Regions from separate parts of the Homo sapiens genome. Here regions 1 and 2 are each linked to region 3. The links are chromatin loops, found by intact Hi-C in ENCODE. Cell type or tissue: natural killer cell. All regions are shown on one strand. Region 1 has its middle 7.2 kb from the start of VSIG4. Region 2 has its middle 89 kb from the start of MIR223HG. Region 3 has its middle 28 kb from the start of MIR223HG.

The links. A loop is a pair of places that touch in the nucleus more often than their neighbours do. Peaks named below come from ENCODE experiments on the same cell type or tissue, not always from the same donor. Only the 100,000 strongest peaks of a DNase experiment are listed, where the experiment ranks them.
Region 1: it touches region 3 in a loop (9-fold over the local background); 2 of 110 quality-filtered maps call a loop at or near these places.
Region 2: a loop joins it to region 3, with 2.2 times the contacts of the local background. A loop is called at or near these places in 4 of 110 quality-filtered maps.

The regions. Positions count from the first base shown.
Region 1 is chrX:66,043,263-66,051,262 of GRCh38, forward strand. No RefSeq gene overlaps it. Among named protein-coding and RNA genes, the nearest start is that of VSIG4, 7.2 kb to the left of the region's middle. RefSeq lists an enhancer at 3,360-3,409. In natural killer cell, no CTCF peak of the experiment used is centred here; a DNase peak (open chromatin) is centred at 3,809; H3K27ac peaks cover 2,796 bases.
Region 2 is chrX:65,922,239-65,930,238 of GRCh38, forward strand. No RefSeq gene overlaps it. Among named protein-coding and RNA genes, the nearest start is that of MIR223HG, 89 kb to the right of the region's middle. RefSeq lists an enhancer at 4,278-4,477. In natural killer cell, no CTCF peak of the experiment used is centred here; DNase peaks (open chromatin) are centred at 4,233 and 4,553; H3K27ac peaks cover 1,435 bases.
Region 3 is chrX:65,983,328-65,991,327 of GRCh38, forward strand. No RefSeq gene overlaps it. Among named protein-coding and RNA genes, the nearest start is that of MIR223HG, 28 kb to the right of the region's middle. In natural killer cell, CTCF peaks have their summits at 3,119 (motif pointing left), 3,320 and 3,522; a DNase peak (open chromatin) is centred at 3,064; H3K27ac peaks cover 1,536 bases.

The sequences.
Region 1 (8,000 bases), 60 kb after region 3:
ACATTGATGTACAACACACAAAATATACACACAGAGACATGTAAGCACAGACACACAAAATATGCATGCAAACACACAAATACACATAGACCTGCACATAGACATGAGAAAACAAGCAATGAAACACAGATTCATACACTTAAGCAGGACATAGGTAGATAATACATGCATATAAACATATGAACACTTAAATAAAAACACAGATATAACATACATATACAGAGAAATACACATATAAACATCAACCTAAAAATACATAGAAAGATAAACATGAGGGTTTAGAAGAAAACTAACAATAACAGGCCTTACATATTAAGGGACAAAGGAATGGCAGAAACTGTTTTGTACAATGGGAGTTGAGAAGTGGTAGCAATCCCTATGGACTTCAGTGGTTTAGGAAAGCTTTCTAGAGGAGCTGGAGTGTGGGCTGGGATGTGAGATTTGGTTAGCATTGGATAGGCAAAGAGGATGGGGAAAAATTCCAGGTAAGTGGTAGAGAAAGAGCCAAAGTCCAGAGGCAATCAAAGGCAAGAATGATTCTGATGAACAGGGAGAGTCAGTTGGACTTTAGCTTGGTGTATATTTAGAAAGGCAGGAGAAGAAAAAGCTAAGCCAGATTGTGGAGGGTATTGAAAATAAGGCCAAAATGCCTAGACTTGATCTTAAAGACTTCTATGGGAGCCGTAGAAACTTCTATGGTGAAACGGGGGCCTGCTGCGGTTGAAAGCAGCTTCTTAGGACCAAATCTGTTTGCAGAATATCAATGGAATAGGATGGGGAAATTGGAAGCAGAAAACTGAGAGACTAATTAGACTATTGGTTGTATAATGCAGTGGAAAGAGCATGGGAATGGGCATTAGGAGACCCGGGTTCATTCACCTCTCTAGGCCTCAGTGTTCCCATCTATACTCTAAAGGTGTCATATTCACCCATGGATTTTCAACCTATGTTCTGGGGATCCCTAGGAGTTCTGTAGCAGGGAAGAGGAAGGGAATAGACAGAAATTTAGGTGACTGGATTTCAACCAATGGTGTACTAGAGACAACTTAAATTCTAAGAGCTGATTGTGTGAATTTATTCCTAACTCTGTGTTTAGTGACATTGTGTTGGTAGTTTGAAAGAAGCCATGATGAAGATATTTACAAGACCCTAGACGTAAGACCAGGCATATAATAGGTATTGAATAAATGCATATAATGCACTTTTGATGTTTCTGACACTGTTCTAGGTCCTGGGGGATATAGTAATAAAGAAACAGACATGAAACTTAAATTTTAATAGAAAGAAAAAAGTTTAAAAAACAACCAAGCAAATATCAAAAGGAAAATCAATCATTATATAATTATATATTATATGGCTCAGCCATGATATACCAGTAACATAAACACTGAATCTTGCTCTCACCACCAACATTGTCTATAAATAATTTATTTATTAATAATAAGTTGTGGAATATGAAGACAGGAAATACTCATATATGTATGTGCAGGACTTGGGTGAATAGAGGTGAGGGAGTGAATTAGAGCTAGATTTTTAAGAATAACAATAGCAATATGAGCATGTTATTCAGAGATATGAAGTCAAACACTGGCCAAAAAAAAAAAAAAAAAACAGCTAACAAAGTTGAAAATGATTGTCTTGGGGAAGGGGAAATATTTTAACAAGCTTCATAGAAAGATTTGATTTTCTTGATTATGTCTATCTAGCTAACAAATATGTATATTGTATATAATATGTCAAATGTTGATGAGTACCATGAAGTAAAATAAAGCAGAGCTATGGGATAGACAGTGTAAGAGTGTGATAGGCAGAGTACTAAACCCCCAAAGATGTCCGTATACTAATCCCCAGAACCTGTGAATAAGTTAGGTTACATGGCAAAGGAGAATTAAATTTGCAGATGGAGTTAAGGTTGCAAATCAATTGACCTTAACATAGGGAGATTATTTTGGATTACCCAGGTGGGTCCACTGCAATCACAAGAGTCCTTAAAAGTGGAAAAGGGAGGCAGAGGAGTCAGTTAGGTAGGGGGAAATGTGACTATGGGAGAAAGGCACAAATAGGTGTAACACTGCTAACTTTGAAGATGGAGGAAGGGAAAACATGTGTCAAGGAAAAGGGGTGGCCTCTAGAAGCTTGAGAGAACAAATAAATGGATTCTGCCCTAGACCCTAGAGAAAGGAATGCAGTCCTCTGACATCTTCATTGTAGCTCAATATGATTCATGGCAGACTTCTGACCTCCAGGACTGTATGATGGTTAATTTATGTTGCTTTAAGCCAGTAAAGTTGTTCTAATTTGTTATGACAGTGATGTAACACTAATACAGAGAGTAACGAGATAGCATGTATTCTCAGAGGAAATAATATTTGAACAAACCTGAATGAAATATGAGAGTAGGCTTAGCAGATATCTGAGGAAAGATAATTCCAGGCATGGAGGACTGCAAGCGCAAAGACTTTGAGGCAAGAACATGCCTAGAATGTTCAAAGAGGTGGGTTTGGAGCAGAGGGAGTGAAGGAGAAAATTGGGAGAAGATAAGATGGGAACGGAAAAGGGTGAGGGAGAGTATATTATGCAGGTTCTTGTAGGGCATTTAAATGATTTTAACTTTTATTCTGAGATAAGGAACAATTGGAGGGATCTGAACAGGAGGATGAGACAATCTTATTTGTGTTTTAAAAGGATTGCCCTTACTTCTCTATTGTAGAATATAGATGAGCAAGAGTAGAAGCAGGGGTACCAGTCTGGATTTGCAACAAATGAGTAAATGCAGGACAGTGACAGTGAAATCAGAGTATAAGGGGTGGATGCCAGAGACTGTGGAAAGAAGAGTGACTAGGTTTTGGTTATGTGGCAGAGTGAATCATGGCTAAGTGGAAAGCATAAATACTACTCATGTTGTAGATATGGCTGTCCTGGGCAACAATAAGGCCATAAACAGAGCTCAGAAAGTGTTCAAGGGGAGGGGTTATTTTTAGCAGAAGACAGTTTGGGATTAGCCATGTGGAAACAGAGATGATGGGACTCCTGCAGTGAGATGTCCTCATAGGGTGAAGAAGGTAGGACTGGAGTTCAGGGGAGATCATGCCTAGAGGGAGAACTTTGACAATCATTCAAAGACATGTGATGGTGAAGCCATGGGAGATTGTCATATCCCTCAGTATAGGAAAGTGCAGAAAGAAGCAGGTATCTAAGGATGGAGAGCTGAGAGTTCTATGTGGCACTCAACTCTCTCCTTCACCACCAATTCTAGATCCATACTTAAAATCACAGAAAGTCAGAGCCTACAGGACCCTTTGAGACCACAATGAGTCCTCCTCCTTCGCCTTGACTTCACAGGGGAAAAACATGAAGCTTAGTGATGGAATAGAATGTGTTTAATGATACACAGTGAAGATCAGTGGCAGAGGTAGGACTAGAACCCAGACTACCTTTATTTACATCACACTGCCACTCGTGCTGCTACATCCTCTAATTATGCAGGTTCTAAGAAATTACCCTCAAAAATGCATTTGGGAGAGGCCATTTCTAGACTGGACAGAGTGGAGCTGCTTTGTCCTTACTGAGCCCTAGTTGCTCTCTCTGAAGTGAAAAGCTAATAGTATTAATCAGTCAACTAAAACAACCAAGAGTGTACTTGAAAATCAAGCTGGGATCCATTGGTTACATGCATGCATGCAGAATGGAAAACAAACAAAAAATAAACTATATGCCACCGCCCTTATTTTTGATTGAACAATAAGAAGCAGTGTTTTTTGAGCTCTGGTTTTTAAGGTGACAGAAAAAGAGGAAGTGAGACAGTTGTGGCTGTGAGTGGGTGGATGTGATACATAAACTGAAAAAATTTTGTCATTTTCCTACTTCCACCCACTCTACCTACTGACTTGGAGAGTTCAACAAACAACAGCCTAGGAAGATCCCTGGTAGGCTAAGCCTGCAAGCCTTTTTCCTGGTTCCTCTTAAATGGACTTTCAATTTAAATCCAATTAATTTCATCAAAAGACTCGAGTACTTACTGTGTATGTCAGGCTTGTGTTAGGGACCTTACAAAAATTTTCTCCTTCATTCCTTCATAGTAGCTTTATGAGAAAGGTACTAATTTATTCACATTTTACAAAGCGTGTAAGGCTCAAGGCCTGGGCTCCAAATTTAATTTGAAATGGAGCTGGGAATTGAACCTATACGGTTTAAGGATAGAGTCCATGTTCTGGCTACCACTATCCAATACTGACTCTTGTACTATGAGTTTTATCTCTGTAACTCTAGGCCCAGCCAAGGGACTCATATGTGTCAGGTTCCGTCTGTTAGGTATAACCAAATTGAATGTAGAAGGTACTATCCTAGGAGGTTAAACTAATATAAAACTACAAGGAAACAAAGATCCAAATTCCCCTCAGAGTCAGGAAAGGCTTTGAGGGGGTAGGTCATGGCATTTCCAGTATACTTTGAGGATTGGGTAGGTCTTTTTCCTTTTCCATTTTTTTTTTTTTGAGACAGAACCTCCCTCTTTTTCCCAGGCTGGAGTGCAGTGTCATGACCACCGCTCACTCCAGCCTCAAACTCCTAGGCTCAGCAATCCTCCTCCCTCAGCCTCCTGAGTACCTGGGACTATGCACACCATCAGTGTAGGTCTTTTATAGGAAGAATTAAGAGCAAATAAGGAGGTTGTTCCAAATGGAAGTTCAGGGTGAAGCAGGACGACTTTTGTACAGTTGAATAACTTCATTTTTAGCATCTCTAGCCTTGACTAGTTTGCTAGACTGCAGACCCCAGATGTGAGGCAGCTGTTTTCTTCAGGACAGGATTTGACCTATGCTATACCCAAATGCATGTAATACAAAAAATGTAATAACATTTCTGCTGTACTAATCTTATGTTTGCTTTCCCTAAGCACATACTATCTGGAGGATTTCAAGGCATCCATGCCCATATTAGTAGGTGGAAACAAATAAGCCAGCATTAAAAGTTCTCCAAAAAATAGGCAAATTAATCTAGAGTCATAAAGTAGGTTTATTGCTGCATGGGGTTAGGATAAATTTCTGCTTAGGGCCAGTGAAAAAATGGGAAGTGACTGCTAATGGGTATAAGATTTCTTTCTGGAGTTGTGAAAATATTCTAAAATTGATTATGGCAAAGGTTACACAGCTCTGTGAATATACTAAAAACCACTGAACTGTACACTTTAAGTGGGTAAAGTTTATGTTCTATAAATTATATCTCAATGAAGCTGTTGAAAAATTCATTACAGTTTTGGAAAAAGTTTTAATGGCTTGGGAAAAAGTTTAAGTAATAAACTTTTAAGTAATAAACTGTTAAGTAATAAAGCAGAATATGAAATTGTACATAAGCCATAATCCAAACTAGGTTAAAAGTATGACGAGCTTGCAGATAATGTTTAATTTTTTTCTTATAATTTTTTGTATTTTCAAATTTTTCTAATAATCATATATTTTCTTTAATAATTTATTTTTATAATTTTCTTCAAGTATGCATCAGATATATATTTTAATTGGTAGACCTAAAATAATTTTTCTTTTGTACTTTTTACTTTGTTCCATTTTCTGATTTTCTACAATTAAAATGTACAATTTTAATAATCAGACAAAACGAATGCATTTGAAAATACCATAAAATATCCATTATACATTATAGCATCTACAAATAAGTAAGAATAATTTAAGTCAACTAATGAAAGAATGAACACTCAGGAGACAATTTGCACCAGAAGTAATATGTTTGGCTAGTGAACACATAGAAATATGCTAAACCTCACTTATAATAGCCAAAGTATAAAAACAATTGATGCTGCCCATTTTTGTTGAAGGTGTAGGGAAAAAGACACTTTCATACAGGGATGGTTGGAGTTTAGACTGTTGCCACCACTCTAGAAAGTAATTTGATAATACCTATTAAGATAAAAAAATTTTACTGAGCAATTAAAGTTTTAGGATGTTATTCAACAGAAACATTTACACTAGTGTATGATGAAATACAAGATGTTTATTGCATCATCGATGGTAATATGGAAAACTTAGAAGCAACTTAAATGCCTATCAATAAAAGATCGCTTAAATAAATGTTAGTTCATCAATATACTGAAGAATACTACAAAGCTATTAAAAAGAATGGGGGTAGTTTTATATGTACACATACAGAAAGATGCCTACAACATATTATAGATGAAGAAAGTAAAATTTAAACAAGAATGTATGAGTCCATTTTTGTTGAAAAATATAGGTTAATATATGCATAGAAAAATTCTGTGAAGGGCAGACAACAAATTGTTTTCTGTGGGGTAGGTTTATGGGGGACTTTCAGTTTCAACAAAAAAGGAAAACTGAGTTTTAATCCTAGATTTTCTAATTACTAAGGCATGAGGCCTTATATAAGTTGGTTTCCATTTTCTCATATGTAATGGGGCTAAAATTTGTATGTATTTCATAAAGTTACCTTGAAGATAACTAATGTAACTAATAAATATCAGTTATTTAAAATGTAAGCAATAAATATCAGTTATTTTGCTTTATACTACAATTTTTAATAATTTTTACACATTGTTTCTAAAATCAGAAGAGAAGGTAAGAAGATTGACAATCCACGTTCAAATAATGGTTTGGTGACTTTGTCAGAGTAGCAAGTAAGATGAGCAGAAACTGTATTAAACCTCCCCATGAGGAACAGAATATCTGGTAACCTACAAAGGAGCTCCCCAGATAGGGAAAGCCTTAGATCTCTATTCTTAAAATTTACTGGAAACTGAAGCATTTTTACATGCATTATCCCAAATCTGTCAGTTATTATTACTCTATAGATAAAGCAGAGTCTCTGAAGTTAACTAACTTCCCCAAAGTCACACATCGTGGAACCATGAATCTTACCAGGTTCTGTGTGACTCCAAATTTGTGCTCTTTCATATTGCACAACACTGTCCAGATTAATTCAAGTGGAGAGTGAACTTTTTCTGGTACATCCCTTAGTCTCTTGCACAGCCATTGCCTTTCACACACCCAGACTGTTTCTTTGCTTTAGGGACTGGAAAGTGGAAGTGGAACCCCCTATGTTCTGTCCTGGGATATTTCCGGGGTGAGCCAAGAGTAGCTGTGTGTCCTGCTAGGTCATGGACTTTCACTGACCACAGAAGTTGAGAACCCTTGAGCAAACTAAATTCTTATATCTTACTGGTTTGGGAGCAAAGCAGAAGTGGCAAAAGCTGACAAAACCCAGCTGGAGCAGGAATGTTGAAATGGACACAAATAAACATACCCTGTGGACACAATCAATATAAATGTTCTAAATTTACTTCTGCTCCTATGCTTATACTTTCTGTTACCTTGTAGCTAATCTTGGAGGTACTAGATACTCTTCCCTTCTCTTTTGCCCCATCTTTCAGGTGCCTAATTGTGCTATTCTCCTCTTCATCTTCATAGTCAAATTTCTCATTGAGGGTCTGTGTAGCTCACAGCTGGACTACTACAAATGTCTTCTCTTGGGCCTACCTATCTCAAATTTATGTTTAAATGTGTCCCAAACACTCTATTTTGATTATCTTTTCTCAGTCCTCAAAATGCTTCATCAACTCCTCCTCATGATCTGGCTTTATTATCTGGGGACTTAAACCTGGACTTATGCAGTAGACGGGCAGATAAAAGTAGGAAACATAAATATAATTTACTTCTAATTTTTACTATCTGCTAGAATATAAGCTTTATGAGGTAGAGATTTTGTGTATTTCATTTACTGGTATGTTGCAAGTGCCTAGAAATAGGCTTGAAACCTTGGGAGCTCAACAAATATTTATTGAATGGGTGAATGTATAAACATTCTAAGATCTTGTAGTTAATTTTCTTCCTTTGTAGTACTCAAATAGGAGTCAAATCTGCCATGTAAAATTTAGAGGTCATATATTCCAAGGAATAAGACTCTACAAGTTTTCTTGAAAGCACTGTCCAATTTATAAAACTGCTCACTGCTAGGGAATGTATTCTTTTGTTCATGTT
Region 2 (8,000 bases), 61 kb before region 3:
TTTCTGTCTTTAGTCTATCTTACTATTTTTTTCAAAAAGCCAACTCCTAGATTCGTTGATTTTTTTTGAAGGTTTCTTTGTGTCTAGCTCCTTCAGTTCTGCTCTGATGTTCGTTATTTCTGGTCTTCTGCTAGCTTTGGGATTTGTTTGCTCTTGGTTATCTAGTTCTTTTGGCTGTGATGTTACGTTGTTAACTTGAGATCTTTCTAGCTTTTTGGTGTGGATATTTATTGCTATACATTTCCCTCATCACTGCTTAGCTGCATCCCAGACATTCTGGTACGTTGTCTCTTTGTTCTCATTAGTTTCAAAGAACTTCTTGATTTCTGCCTTAATTTTTTATTTACCTAGGAGTTATTCAGTAGTATGTTGTTCAATTTCCATGTAGTTGTGTGATTTTGAATGAATTTCTTAATTTTAAGTTCTTATTTGAAGATGCTGTGGTCTGAGAGACTGTTATGATCTCAGCTATTTTGCATTTGCTGGGGAGTGTTTTACTTCTAATTATGTAATTAATTTTAGACTAAGTACCACTTGGAAATGAGAAGAATGTATATTCTTTTGTTTTGGGGTGGAGAGTCCTGTAAATATTTATCAAGTCCACTTGATCCAGAACTAACTTCAGGTCCTGAATGTCTTTGTTAATTTTCTGTCTCGATCTGTCTGATATTGTCACCGGGGTGTTAAAGTCTCCCATTATTATTGTATGGGAGTCTAAGTCTCTTTGAATTTCTCTAAGAACTTGCTTAAAGAATGTAGGTGCTCCTGTATTGGGAGCATATGTACTTAGAATAGTTAGCTCTTCTTGTTGAATGGAATCCTTTACCATTATGTAATACCTTTCTTTGTCTTTTTTGATCTTTGTTGGTTTAAACTCTGTTTTGTCAGAAACTAGGATTGAAACTTCTGCTTTTTTTCTGTTTTGCATTTGCTTGGTAAATTTTCCTTTATTCCTTTATTTTGAGCCTGTGTGTGTCTTTGCATGTAAGATGGGTTCCTTGAAGACAGTGTACTGATGGGTTTTGGTTCTTTATCCAGCTTGCCATTCTGCGTCTTCTAATTGGAGCATTTACCCCATTGCCATTTAAAGTTAGTATTGTTATGTGTAGATTTGATCCTGTCATCTTGAGGCTAGCTTGTTATTTTGCAGACTTGTTTTTGTGGTTGCTTCATAGTGCCACTTGTCTGTGTACTTCAGTGTGTTTTTGTAATAGCTGCTAATGGTTTTTCTTTTTCACATTTTGCACTTCCTTCGGGAGCTCTTACAAGGCAGGTCTTGTGATGAATTCCCTCAGCATTTGCTTCTCTGAAAAGGATCTTATTTCTCCTTTGTTTATGAAGCTTATTTTGGCCAGGTATGATACTCTGGATTGAAAATTTTTATGTATTTATTATTTTACTTTATTTTATTTGTTTAGAATGTTGAATATTGACCCTCAATCTCTTCTGGCTTGTAGGGTTTCCACTGACAGGTCTGCTTTTAGTCAGGCTTCCCTTTGAGGGTGATCTGGCCTTTCTCTCTGGCTGCCCTTAACATTTTTTTCCTTTCATTTCCTCCTTGAAAATCTGATAACTATGTGTCTTGAGAATGATCTTCTCTTGGGAACATGTTACTGAGGCTCTGCACATTTTCTGAATTTGAATTGTTGGCCTGTCTTGCTAGGTTGGATACTTCCTTTTGGATGATATTCTCAAATATGTTTTCCAGATTGGTTCCATTATCACTGTCTTTTCCAGGTACCCCAATCAGTCATAAATTTTGTCTCTTTACATAATCCCATATTTCTCAGAGGTTTTGTTCATTCTTTCTAATTATTTTCTCTATTCTTGTCTGTCTGTGTTATTTCAGAAAGACAGCCTTCAAACTGATATATTTTCCTCCACTTGGTCTATTCTGCTATTAATACATGTGATTGCATTGTGAAGTTCTCCTAGTGTGTTTTTTAGCTCTGTCAGGTTGGTTATGTTTCTCTCTATACTGGCTATTTTGGTTGTCAGCTTCTGCATTCTTTTATTTTGCTTCTTACTTTCTTTGTGTTGAATTACAACATGCTTTTTTTTTTTTTTTTTTTTTAGCTCAGCAAAGTTCATTTTTATCCACATTCTGAATCCTACTTCTGTTATTTCAGCCATTTCATCCTCAGCCCAGTTCTGAACCCTTGCTGGAGAGGTGTTGTAGTCATTGGGACGAAAGGGGATACTCTAGAGTTTTGAGTTTTCAGCATTTTTGCACTGATTCCTTTTCATCTTTGTGAGATTATCTACCTTTGATCTATGAGGTTGCTGTCTTTTGGATGGGGTTTTTTTGGGGGATTTTGTTTTTGTTGTTTGTTTGTTTTTGGCAGCCTGGCTACTCTTCCATAGGGCTGTTCTGGTTCATTGGGGGCCCACTCCCGACCCCTAGTCCTCAGTTTTTCCCATACCTGGAGGTATCACAAGTGAAGTCTACAAAGCAACAGAGATGGAAGCGTGCCCCTTTCTCTGAAATCTCCATCCTAGTGGGGCACTGACATGTTGGCTGCCCAAATGTGCCTGTAGGAAGTGGCTAGAGATCCCCGTTGGGAGGTCTCATCCAGTCAGGAGGAAAGGATAAGGGACCCACTTAAGAAAGCAATCTGGCTGATTTTTGGTAGAGCAGCTGTGGTGTGTTGGGGATCCCTTCAGCCCCTGAGCAATTTGGGCTCCCCAAGGCCCACAGGCTTGACTGGCTTAGATATCCAAACAGCCAATGTGGAGGTCTGCCCTGCCCCCTGGGCACTCCATCCCAGGGAGATATCAGAACTCTGTTCTTAGAATATGGAAGAGGATAGATGGAGGCCCCAGCTGGGAGGATATGCCCTATAAGGGGAAGTGGATCAGGTTTCCATTTAAAAAAGAAGTCTGACCATGCCTTGACAAAACTGCCTTGTCATGCTGCAGAACCGCCTCTGCCCCTATTGACTTGGACTCTCCAAAACCCTCTGGCTGGAATGGCTGTCATCAAGTCTTCCAAACAACCAACGTGGTGGCCTGCCCTGCCCTCAGGCACTCCACCCTAGGGAGAGATCAGAGCTCTGTTCATAGAATATGAGTAAGTGGGGGTGACTGGAGGCACCAGCTGGGAAGTCTCACCCATTGAGGAGGAATGAATCGGAGTCCCTGTTAAAGAAGCAGTCTGACCACACCTTGGGAAAACAGTGATGCCATGCTGGGGCACTGCCTCTGATCTTGTCAGCTTGGGCCCTTCAAAGCCTGCAGACTGGGATGGCTGAGTTGTCCAAACCACCAAGGTGGTGGTTCACCCCTCCCTCTGGGCACTTCATTCCAGGGTGAGATCAGAGTTCTTTCCATAGAATATAGATGGGTAGGGGTAGCTGGAGGCCCCATCTGGGAAGTACCACCCAGTGAAGAGAAATGAACCAGGATCTTGCTTAAAGAAGCAGTCTGGCCACATTCTATCAAAGCAGCTGTGCTGTGCTGGGGGAACCCTTCCTCATTCGAACTCTTTGGGCACTTCAAAGCCTGCAGGCTAGAATGGCTGAGTTGACAAAACAGCAGAGATGGTGGCCCACTTTTCCCTAGGGGCTGTATCCTGTCTCAGGCAGTCTCCATCCTATTGCTATTATCTGGCTAAGCCAGTGGTCTTATCTTGTGAGGTCCTGTGGAAGTGGGCCCGCAGACTGATACTGCGTGGCTCCCTGGATTCAGCCCCCTTCCTAAGGGTATGTACCAATCTCCCACCTTGCTTGAGTTGCACTCACCTTTGTTGAGGATTCCAGGGCCGGAGTATGTAAAGCTCCTGGTGATATAACTCAGATGAGTGGAGGAACACCAGGGTTCTTCGTCTCGAATTGAATTGGATAAAATGACATGAACACACGTGAAGTGGTTTTAAGGAATGGAGAGTTTAATAGGCAAGAAAGAAGGAAGAAGCTCCCCCATACAGAGACCAAGGGAGTGGGGCTCCAAAGATGGGAGAGGAAACATTGAGTGCAATGGAAATCAGCTAGTTATATGAGGAGGCTGGAGGAGGCAGTGTCTGGTTTGCATAAGGCTCAGGGGATTGGTTTGACCAGGCATGTCATCATGTAGCCCATAAAAAACTGGCCCTCCCACCCTAGCTTTTAAATATGCAAATGCAGGGCACCATGATGTTCTACACACGTGGGGATATGTGGGGGCAGCCATGTTGCCAGGCACATGTCGGGGCAAGGGCAAGAGGACAACTGTGGGAATCGCCATGTTTGGGTGGACCCAGTTTCTAGTGGCTTGCATTTGCATATCAAAGGTTTCCTGCCCAGCTCTAAGAGTCGGAGCTTTCCTTCTAGACAGGAAGCATTTCTGCTTTCTATATTTAAGCAGGAGCTGCTTAAAAAGAAACAAAAACTTCCCAAGGACCCCTTTTCCTCTCTATCTGCCTAAAATAATTTCTTAATAACTCCTATAACACTGGGTTTCTGTGTGTGGCTGAGAAGCTGCTCTGCTGAGACTCCACACAGTTCTGTGTGTTAGGCACAAGGCTCATGAGGGGATCTTCTAATTTGAGGGTAGCAAAGATCTGTAGGAGAAGTGTGGTTTCCTGGGGTTGCATATTCACTCACCACTTCCCTTGGCTAGGGGTGGGGGTTCCCTTGGCTCCATGTCACTGCAGGGTGGGCTGTTGCCCTGCCCTGCTTTTGTTCTCTGTGGGTCAAGTTGTTTCCCTGATTAGTTCCAATGAGAGTACCTGGATACTTCAGTTGAAAGTGTGTATTTACTCACCCCTTTCATTCCTCTCCTTGAGTGCCATGGACCACAGTTGCTTCTAATCTACCATCTTGGTCTGGGACCCTGGGTTTTTTTAAGACAGGGTCTGGCTCTGTCATCCAGGCTGTAGTGCTGCAACATTCCCTTGTGGATTTTCAATTAATGCCCTTCATTATATTGAAGAATTTACCTTTTATTCCTAGTTTATTGAATGCATTCTTTAAGTTACCAAATGGTTTGGATTTGTCAAGTGCTTTTTTTTTTTACATTGATTGAGATGATTATGTTTTTTTAAAATCATTCAAATAATGTGGCATTTTACTGTTATAAATAAAGTTTCAGTGCCACAAAATAAATAGCACTTGAATATAAAATTTTCTTTTTAATTCTCAGCAAGGCAATGTACTTCTATAGAAGGGTGCAGCCTTACAGATGGAGCAATGGTGAGCACACATCTGGACAAGGGAGGGGAAGGGGTTCTTATTCCAGACACACTTGTCCCCTGCTGCTGTGTCATTCCCCTATTGGCTAGGGTTAGAATGCACAGGCTAAACTAATTCCGATTGGTTAATTTAAAGAGAGTAACAGGGTGAGTGGTTTGGCGGGAAAAATGGTTATGGCAGAGCAGGAAATTGGAATGAGTCAGGGTGGAGAATGAGTCAGGGTGGAGCAGGTAATTGGAATGAGTCAGGGTGGAGCAGGTACTCGAAAAAGGTTGCTTTAAGAAGAAGTTAAGTTTAAAAGTAGAAGGCAAATAATTGAACATACTGACATCTTGATTCTTTGAAGAGAAATTTAGAACTCATATCTAACAACCCCTCCTCTTGCATTTCCTTACAGCTCTTTCTCTTCAAACTTCTTTAACATGTCTTGGCTTAGTTGTTCTGCTTGATTTTCCAAAAGAAGCTTCTCTGGATAAGGTGGAGGATAGTTAAGGGAGGTATCAGTAAGTGTCATTTTTTGAGCCTTTGCACCAACCCATGGATGCATGGTGTGACACGGCACCTGACAAGAATAAGTACACCCATTACGGCTGCAAGGGAAGTAAGAATTGAGGCTACTATTCTTTTCCATTTACTGAACCACTTTTCTAGTCATCTTGTAAAGGGGCCATTTACCCCTGAGTTGTTGGCTAACTCATTGGACAGAGCAGTCAGACCTTGCAATGCCTTTGTTATACTTCCCTCAGGGGCGGAGTTGTTTGGGATGAAGGTACAACATTGAGTTTTAATTATGATGCAAACTCCTCCCTTTTCTGCTAATATCATGTCTAAGGTTATCCTATTTTTCCGAAGCCATCTGGCTAGTAGCCCCTAATTGCTCAGCTATTCCTTTAACAGCATCTCTAGTGTAGTTAATAGATCACTGTTGGTTGTAATAGATGTAGTTTATCCAATTTACATTTTATTAATTGTCACCCACCAAAATATTGACTCAAATCCTGCAGCTATTTGATTTTGGGCTTTAAATTGATCTGGTATTCCCTGTGGGACTCTAATTGTGTCTAAATAGATATGAGAGTCAAAAGACCCATAAGGGGCTTCTTTTGCTTTATGATGTCTTATTTTTTTTTCTTTCTCTGGTTGATGAAATGCCAGGGCGAAAGGGTTAGCCAACTGGACTAAAGCATAAGTACCACTTCAGTTACTTGGCAGAGTGTCCAGTAAAGGTCCACCATAATACCACTACACATCTCCTCAGGGATGAATAAGGGCTGACTAATTGGTAAGCTTTTGAAAATTTTAAGCTCACTGCCTCCCTTCAGGTCTCCAAGGAATGTTAAGCTTCCTCCCTGTCGTGAGAGACACGAAGTGAACTTAGTTCTGAGAGATCAAAGCTGGATGGCCCCCAGGGGCTGAGCCACAGGGTGTCAAACTTCGGGATATAGCAGAGAGAGAGCTTGGCATGACATGTTACCCCACGCTGTAGAATCCTGGAAAAGAGCTACCATACAGCCCAAGCCCAGTCAATTGGAGGACCACCCTAGTGGAAAAGGGACAATCTGGGCCTCTGGCCTGCCGTGCACACAAGCATAACAATTGTCTTAGTTTAACTTGTGGGTGGAATATTGAATCCATTTTGACCAGGCATTTACATCTTTATACTCTGTTTCAATGGCTATGGTTTGCCTTAGTCCTCCTATTTCTACTACTGAGAACTTGCTTGTTTCATTTGGCATGAGGCAAGTCATAGTTTGATTTCACAGGTTTGGGAAAGGGGCAGCCATAGGAGGTGGAGTAGGGAGAACAAAGCACACCTTAAAGAAGCCTGTAGGATCCTTTCCAGTGACCTCTGCTCCAAAACCATAGAAGTGCTTTAAAGTGGGGTTAGAGTTGCTAGTGGTAGGAATAGTAATGGATATAAGCACTGGGTAAGGAAAGGAAAGGAAAAGATAGACTAAGCTTTCCTTAGGTTTAATTTGGTAGGGCTTGATCCAGGAACAATGGTCCATGATTCTGAGGATAATGACATTGCTTGACTTGGGTGTGTTGTACCCATCCCTTTCCACTGTACGAGCAGCAGTCTCATGGTTAGCAGCACAAGGTAGGGTCCTCCCCAGGCTGGCTTGACTTTCCCTTCTTTCCACCCTTTGATGAGAACACGATCCCCAGGCTGATGCTGATGTACTGGAAACCCCAAAGGTGGTGCCTGTGCTAAAAGATCTCTTGTTTTAAGGGAAGAGAAGGTGGAGGATAAACCAAGTATATAATTTCTAAGAAACTAATCTTTTGTTTTAAATGTGGGGACATCAACAGTGGACTTTATAGTCCTTGGTGCCTTCTTGTTGATAAATTTTGTTTAGCACCTATTTTTATTAGTTTTTAGACCAAAGAAAGCCAAACACCATTTTATATTTAACAATGCTTCCTGTATTATTTTTATACCAGATAAGCTAAATTTCACCTTCATATTAGTGTGTTATTAATGTTAAGCTTAATTTTAATAAAACCTTGTAGACATATTTATTCAATTTTTAATGTCTGACCATAAGGTAAGATTTTTATAGACTCTTTTTAGTCTTTTATAATTTTTGTTAAAGAGCAAGTTAGTGCTTTAAGAAAAACCTGTTGTGCTTTTATTTTAATGTCCAGTTCACAGAGAAACCAGATGATACACCTTTAACTTTAGCCAATATGTTTACACACACAATTTCCTTTACAATTAACTTTTCAAAACTTGCTTAAACCTTTAAAACAAAATATTTTTTAACCTTTTAATGTAGGTAAAAATACACATTCTTATGCCTCCTTATAATCCTTTTACCAAAAGTATAT
Region 3 (8,000 bases):
ATTTATAGATTCAATGCTATTCCCATGAAACTCCCATTGGCATTCTTCACAGAATTAGAAAAATCTACTTTAAAATTCATATGGAACCAAAAAAGTGCCCTTATAGCCAAGACGATCCTAAACAAAAAGAACAAAGCTGGAGGCATCACACTACCTGACTTCACACTATACGACAAGGCTACAGTAACCAAAACATCATGGTGCTGGTACCAAAAGAGACACATAGACCAATGGAACAGAATAGAGATCTCAGAAATAAGACCACACATGTACAACCATCTGATCTTCAATGAACCTGACAAAAACAAGCAATCAGGAAAGGATTCCGTATTTAATAAATGGTGCTGGGAAAACTGACTAGCCATATGCGGAAAACTGAAACTGGACCCCTTTCTTATACCTTACACAAAAATTAACTCAAGATGGATCAAAGACTTAAATGTAAAACCCAAAACCATAGAAAAAAATGTAAGCAATACCATTCAGGACATAGGCATGGGCAAAGACATCATGACGAAAACTCCAAAAGCAATTTCAACAAAAGCCAAAATTGACAAATGGGATCTAATTAAACTAAAGAGCTTCTGCACATCAAAATAAACTATCATCACAGTGAGAAGGCAACCTACAGAATGGGAGAAAATTTTTGCAATCTGCCCATCTGACAAAGGTCTAATATCCAGAATTTACAAGGAACTTAAATAAATTTAGAAGAAAATAAACAACCCCATTAAAAGTGGGCAAAGGACATGAACAGACACTTCTCAAAAGAAGACATTTATGCGGCCAAAAAACATATGAAAAAAATCTCAACATCATTGATCATTAGAGAATTGCAAATCGAAACCACAATGAGATACCATCTCACACCAGTCAGAATCACGATTATTAAAAAGTCAAGAAACAACATATGCTGGCAAGGCTGTGGAGAAATAGGAATGTTTTTACACCATTGGTGGGAATGTAAATTAGTTAAACCATTGTGGAAGACAGTGTGGTGATTCCTCAAGGATCTGAAACCAGAAATACCATTTGGCCCAACAATCCCATTACTGGGTATATACCCAAAGGAACAGAAATCATTCTGTTTTAATGATACATGCTCACATATGTTTATTGCAGCACTATTCACAATAGCAAATACATGAAATCAACCCAAATGCCCATCAATGGTAGCCTGGATAAAGAAAATGAGGTACATATATACCATGGAATACTATGCAGCCCAAACAAAACAAAACAAAACAAAACAAAACAAAACATGAGATAATGTCCTTTGCAGTAACATGGATCAACCTGGAAGCCATCATCCTCAGCAAACTAACACAGGAACAGAAAACCAAACACAGAATGTTCTCACTCATATGTGGGAGCTGAACAGTGAAAACACATGGACACAGGGAGGGAAACAACACACACGGGGTCCTGTCAGGAGGGTGGGGAGAGACGGCATCAGGATAAATAGCTAATGCATGCTGAGCTTAATACTTAGGTGATGAGTTGATAGGTACAGCAAACCACCATGGCACACGTTTACCTATGTAACAAACCTGCACGTTCTGCACATGTTTCCTGAAATTTAAAATATAATAATTTTTTTAAAAAGAAGAAAAAGAAACTGGTTGACTGAAAAAAACCCACTTCATTTCTCATAGTTTCCCTTTCTCATTTGTAGAACAAAGACTAGATAATCCTTAAAGTCTCTTCCAATCTGGAAACTCCGCAAATGCATAAACTTTCAATAACAAAGGCCCTGTTCCAGATGACATGGGGGCATAATTTGGTAAGACAAAATTCTTGCTCCCAAGCAACTTCACATTTAGTAGGGAAAATAGACATGTATTGTAATTGCCCCTCTTATCTCCTCTGGAATCCTTGGCCCAATTCACAAATCCTTGGCCCACTCTCCAATTAAAAACTCCCTTATAATGCCGCATTTTCTACTGGATAGAGTCAATACTTATTGACATGCTAAGTATTTGATAGAGCAGTTATCTGAAGATACACTCTCTGTCTTCTTATCTATCTCTTTTTTTTTTGGCATTCCAGTATGGCTCCAATCTAGCTTCCTCAATCCTTTGATGTGCCTTTGTTATCACGTAACATGCGCAAAACTAATGTGGTGTTATATATCTGTCATTCTCTAGTTTGACACTTAGATCCTGGAGAGCCAGAATTAAGCCTTAATCTTTTATGAGTCCTTCACATGGGAACTGATATAAAATATACAACCAATATATGTTAAGCAAAAGAATAAATAAGTAAATAAATTAAACAAATCTAACATAAGGTAGAATGTGATCAATGCCATAAGTGAAAGGCATAGATAAAGCACAGACGAGTCTCAAGCATCTGATAATTTGTGACTAGTAGAATTAGGAAAGCTTCTATGGGAATAATGTTGTGTGACAATGTCATTAAAGATAATTAAGGTTTCATCTCATGGAAGATTCCAATGGACGGAGCCAAGTCAAGTCAATAGAACTATGCAGAGGATATGTTCAGAGACTAGGGAACAGTCCAGCCTGGCTGCTCCACGGAGGTTGATGAAAGGGCAAAGAGGGACACTGGTAAAGTTTGTTGGTACCAGATTATAATAAACCTTTAGAACCAGGCTGAAAGTTTTGAATTTTCTTTAGGAGGCAATGAAGAGCACCAGGTGGCTTCTGAGCAGGTAAACACTGTAATCCAATGTGTGCTTGATGGAAAGGAGTAAAAACATGGTGCCCGGGAGGGTCTTAGAGTTTGTGTAGTGATGCAAGACAGCCTGACAGGCAAGAAGACAGACTCTAGACCCTGCTGTGAGGAGGAAGAAGTGTGGCATTCCAGCATGTTTATGAGAACTCAAACACATTGTAACTTAGTGATAGACGCTAACAATCTCAAGCAGCCTTATTCTAACAAATAATGACTCACTCTTACCATTTGTGAATACTAGGCAGCTGTGGCTCTTATATATGTCAGTCATCTGGGGTGCGACATACCAAACCTAACAGGGGATTCACAGTTCTGACTGAGCTCCATCAGGACTGGCTCCTGTGTGACCTGGCCCATCCAGTTGTGGGTTGTTCCCTTTGTTACTAGGGAAAATTTCCCTGCGTTAACATTGCCCTCTAGTGGTTTTTGTTTCCTACAACCGGAGGTACACTTACCCCAACCTTAAACTTTTCCCTTTCTCAGAGATTGCAGTTTTCTTTTCTGTCTCTTTGTTTTCTCTTTCATCTCTACCTTCTCTTATTTCTCCCTCCCTTATTCCATGCAGTGGAGTGAGTGAAGCAGACAGGCCTAGAGAGAATTAGCCCAGTGTTACAGATAAGGAAACTGAGGCTTAGAAATGTGAAGTTAATTTGCTCTACACATTCAGCTACAAAGCATCTTAACTACAAAGTGACTGGATTAGAATTCAAACCATATATCTGAACTTGGAATTCTGGTTTTTATCCAATTCACTTTCCTCCCTTCTTCCTTTCTGTTCTCCCTCATTCCATCTCTCCCTTTTCATTCACCCTCCCTTCCATAAATGCCAGTTGACAATTCTGTGGTAGGAATAGTGTTAAGACATAGAAATAAATAGATACTGTCTTTGAGGGAACTCCCAGTCTCTTATGACAGAGAGACAAAAATAATTATAACCCAATGTGATTATATTGTTGATAGAGTCATGTTGGATGTGCTGGATCATCAAGGATATAGGGTAATTTACCTGTTATAGAAGAGGGAGAAGGGAAGATTATTTCAGGACAAGGAACCAGTCAGCACTAAGGTATAGGTATGGGGAAATAATAAGACATTTTCAGATAAAGAGTAAGGGGATGAAGGAGTTGGGGGAGTGGGGCCTGGAGCCAGATTGTGGCAGCCTTTGTGTGCCAGGCAGAGTATTCTGGACTTTAGCCTCATTCTCTCTTTTTACACAATTTCTGAAGCTTATAAGTAAATACATTTTCTAGGCTATTACCATACCCCCACATACTAAGTTGTTTAGTTTATTTGTCAAGCAGGCCAAAAAATAACAAAATAAACTATTTTTAAGCCTGTCCAGGGGTATAATATGAGTCCAAGACCAAATGGGAATGAAACCCTGGTCTCCTGCCTTCTAGGCCTTCGGATGATAAAAATGAGGAGGGGGAGAAAGGTGGAGAAATTAACTGAAAAATAATGGGATAGATTCCAGACATCTGGACCAGCCTCAAACAAATCAACATGCAGACTATGTCCTGTTTGCTCTGCCTTCCTCTTTACTTACAGGCCTAGAGATTGGGTAGGAAGCAAATGTTTGTTTATCAAAGTATATTTATCCACTGACCTCCAGAATATTTTCAGGGATGGTTGCTGTTCCATGAAAAACATGCAGGTCACAATACATTGGCCTCAAATCACACAGGTATTCTCATAATACTTCCAAATAGTGCTCCTTCTTTCCCCACATCTTATTTGGGTGCATGTATTAATAATTATCAGCCTCCTAACTTTACTTCCTCACATGTATAAGGCTTCCCTTGAACAAAGACTTCTCACGAGCGTTGGGTTCTTCGGCAACCCTAGGAGAGAAGTAAGGAGGTGAAATCAGGTCCTCATTTTTCAGAAGAAGAAACAAAGGTTCAGAGATGAACTTGCCCCCAACTAGGGGAAGGAGGCAGAGTAGGATTCCAAGTTCAGTGCTTTTGCTACCAGTTCCTGTTAGGAAGTGTACTTAAAGAAGCACTAAAGCCACAAGCTTAGTGAAGGCTCATTAACAACACTTTCATTAGCATACTTCATGGTTAATTTCCATTTCCTGCACAATTTCTCCAGACTCAGGGTCCTGAGAGCTAGAGGAGTCACACTGAGCCATTGTTCTGGTCAGTGTGACATGTTTCCATTCTGAGCCAAATTTTCAATAAAGGTCCTCTTTTTTTTTTTTTTTTTTTTTTTTTTTTTCCAGACAGAGTCTCATTCCCTCACCTAGGTTGAAGTGCAGTGGTGCGATCTGGGCTCATTGCAACCTCTGCCTCCTGGGTTTAAGCAATTCTCCTGCCTCTGGCTCCCAAGTAGCTGGGACTACAGGCATGCACCACCATGCCTGGCTAATTTTTGTATTTTCAGTAGAGACAAGGTTTCGCCATATTAGCCAGGCTGGACTCAAACTCTTGACCTCAAGTGATCTTCCCGCCTCAGCCTCCCAAAGTGCTGGGATTATAGGCATAAGCCACTGCACCCAGTCAAAGGTCATTCTTACTCTACAAAATAGGGTTATTCGGGAATAAAGAGAACCCTCGGAAATGCATGGCAAGTTGAACAACATTTATGCTTATGGATTCAGGAACTGGAAATATACCAAATAATTAATGTAGTTTTTCTTACCAGATAAAACAGTCCTTGCAGCTTCTTCTGCCATTAGCTGCTTTTCTTTGATAACTGACTTTCTCTTTGTCTGATGACAGGGGATGAACCTCAATTTTATATATATATATATATATATATACACACACACATATTTATTTATATATATAATTTTCCTTTAAATCTTCACAAAACACTATGAGTTAGGTGTGTAGCATTATTATCCTTTTTAACAGATGAGGAAACTGAGGCCCAAAAAGGTTAAATTGCTTGCACAGCATCATATGGTTTGTAAGTGGCAGATCTGAACCCAGACAGTCTGATTTTAGAGCCAGTATACTAAGGTGCCATTCATTTTGTCTTGCTTTTAATTTCAGCATTCAGGGCCTTTCACTCCTTACATCTTGCCCCAGTCAGTTACCCTAGGGAACTAGGTTTATTCCATTCCTTATATCTTTGCTTAAGCCGCAACCCCCACCCCACCCTCACCTGTGCAGCGATTTGGAGGTTTAATTCAAAGTTCTCCACAAAGCCTTTTCTTAATACTCCAAAACACCTACATTTTTATCATGGTTAGCACGGAATACTCGAATGCCTTTTCATTGTCTCTTTTTATTCAGGGATAAATATCTTTTCAATTCTATTTTCACTGTTTCAAGAGCAGAGACACTTCTTTGGTGACACTCACATACCTTTAGTGCAATATCTAGGCACATATTTCAAATGAATCTATTTTCCAAATGTAAATAAATACGGGTTTGACAATAGGTCACATTATCTGAATCTGGAATAAATGGTCCCAGTCCACAGGGTAGACTTTGGCTTGTGTAACAAACACTGGCTCAATTAAATAATTATTTGCCTTATCAGTTAATCATCTCAAGCTTACCAGAATGTTATCAGCAGATTGAACTACAATATTAAGTGTTTACTACATGCCAAGCACTGCACTGGGCAATATTAAAAATCCTTTTTATAAAAAACCCTCACACCATCCCTGAGAATGAATTCCCACTTACAGAATTAGATAATTTTTATGACTTGCATGCAAAAGCACTGTTACATGTCAGGACACTTTCCATGGCAACAGGTCTCACCAGGGTCAATCTTTAATGGGAGTTCTCCAAAGCAGAAGAGTTGAATTCTCTTAGTATGGAAGGGTAAGAATTCTAAGCTCATCTCCTTCTAAACAGTTGCAGACTAAGCTGGTGCCTTATTATAAATTAGAACTAAGGTTGGAAGAGGACTTTTAGTGGAATCATTAAACTAGCAAAAGGGCCTGAGGGGTTTTTTGTTTGTTTGTTTGTTTGTTTTTTATTAAGTGCTTTAGAGAAGGAGAGATAAAGAGAAGGATAGATAGGAAGGTGTAATTTAACTTATTTAAAGACTCTTTATAAAGGAAATTATTTAAGAATTATCTAGACAGATAAATGATAGATAGATGATAGATATTTTAATGGATCACATTAAAATGTTCTGATGAGTGGCTAAATAAGTGTGGTATAACTAAATAAGTGTGGTAAGAGATATTATGCAGCCATTAAAAGCCATGGCTTCAAAGAATATTTAGCAACATGGGGAAACGTCAATTTTATGGTGTTAAGTGAATAAAGGAGAACACAAAATAGTATGAAAAGTAAGATCTCAATTAGGATGAAACAAAATACACACGCACACTCAAAAAAAGGTCTAGAAAGAAAAGCATCAAAAATATTAACTGTGATTGCCTCTGGGTTATAGGATTATGATGGATTGTTTTTCTTTACATATATTTTGCTCCCTATCCTTTCAAAGTTTTCTGCTCCCAGCAAGTTTTAATTCTGTAATAGCAAGGGAAAATATAAGTATTTTTTAAAAAAGAAAGGTTTGTGTGTGTACGTTTGCCTGGGAGTAAGGGTAGAAAAATACCAAGAGTGGATAAAGAAAATAGGATTATTCCTGGGGCTAGGAAACAGGGAGCTGAAAGAGAAGGAATAGGTTAGAGTAGCTCACTGAAAGTTAGAAGTAGCTATTTAGAAGACTCAGAGCTTCTTTGTTGCTTTTCAGAAGGAATTTAGAACCTGTAATGGATGTGTTGGAAATTATTTTTCTGTATTTGTATGTTCTGTTAACAGTGGGGGCTGAGGAGAGAGGGAATGGGTGTCTGGGTAAGGTGATTGCAGTGGGAAGTACACTGAAGGAGCCTCAAGCACAAGTTCAACTTTAGGGCAGGGATTTGGATGTAGTTCTGCCACTCCCACTCCAGTCCCCATGCTCTGTACAGGACCTGACAGAATAAGCTGTTCAGTGTTTGCTGACCAGAACTTTGAGTAGCACAGAGACAAAGGCCCTTCTACCCAGAGCAGAGATTTCCATCTAGCCATCTAGGATTTTCCTCTGCTTCACTTTGTGTGTGTGTGTTAAGGGAGGGTAGGGGTGGGGAGTGCTATTTCCTTATTTAGGCAAACTCAGTGACTATCATACTGTTTAAACTTATTATTTTTATTATAAAGACATTACATATTTATTATAGAAAAATGCAAAAATGCAGGTAAGTAAATTTTAAAAATAAAATTATCTACAATTCTACCACCATCACGACCCAAAGATAAACCTGCAAACATTTTGGTGTACATTCCTTCAGACATTTTTCTGTGTGTATATTTATTCTTTTTTAGAAAATTTTTCTACCAAGTTTTTTA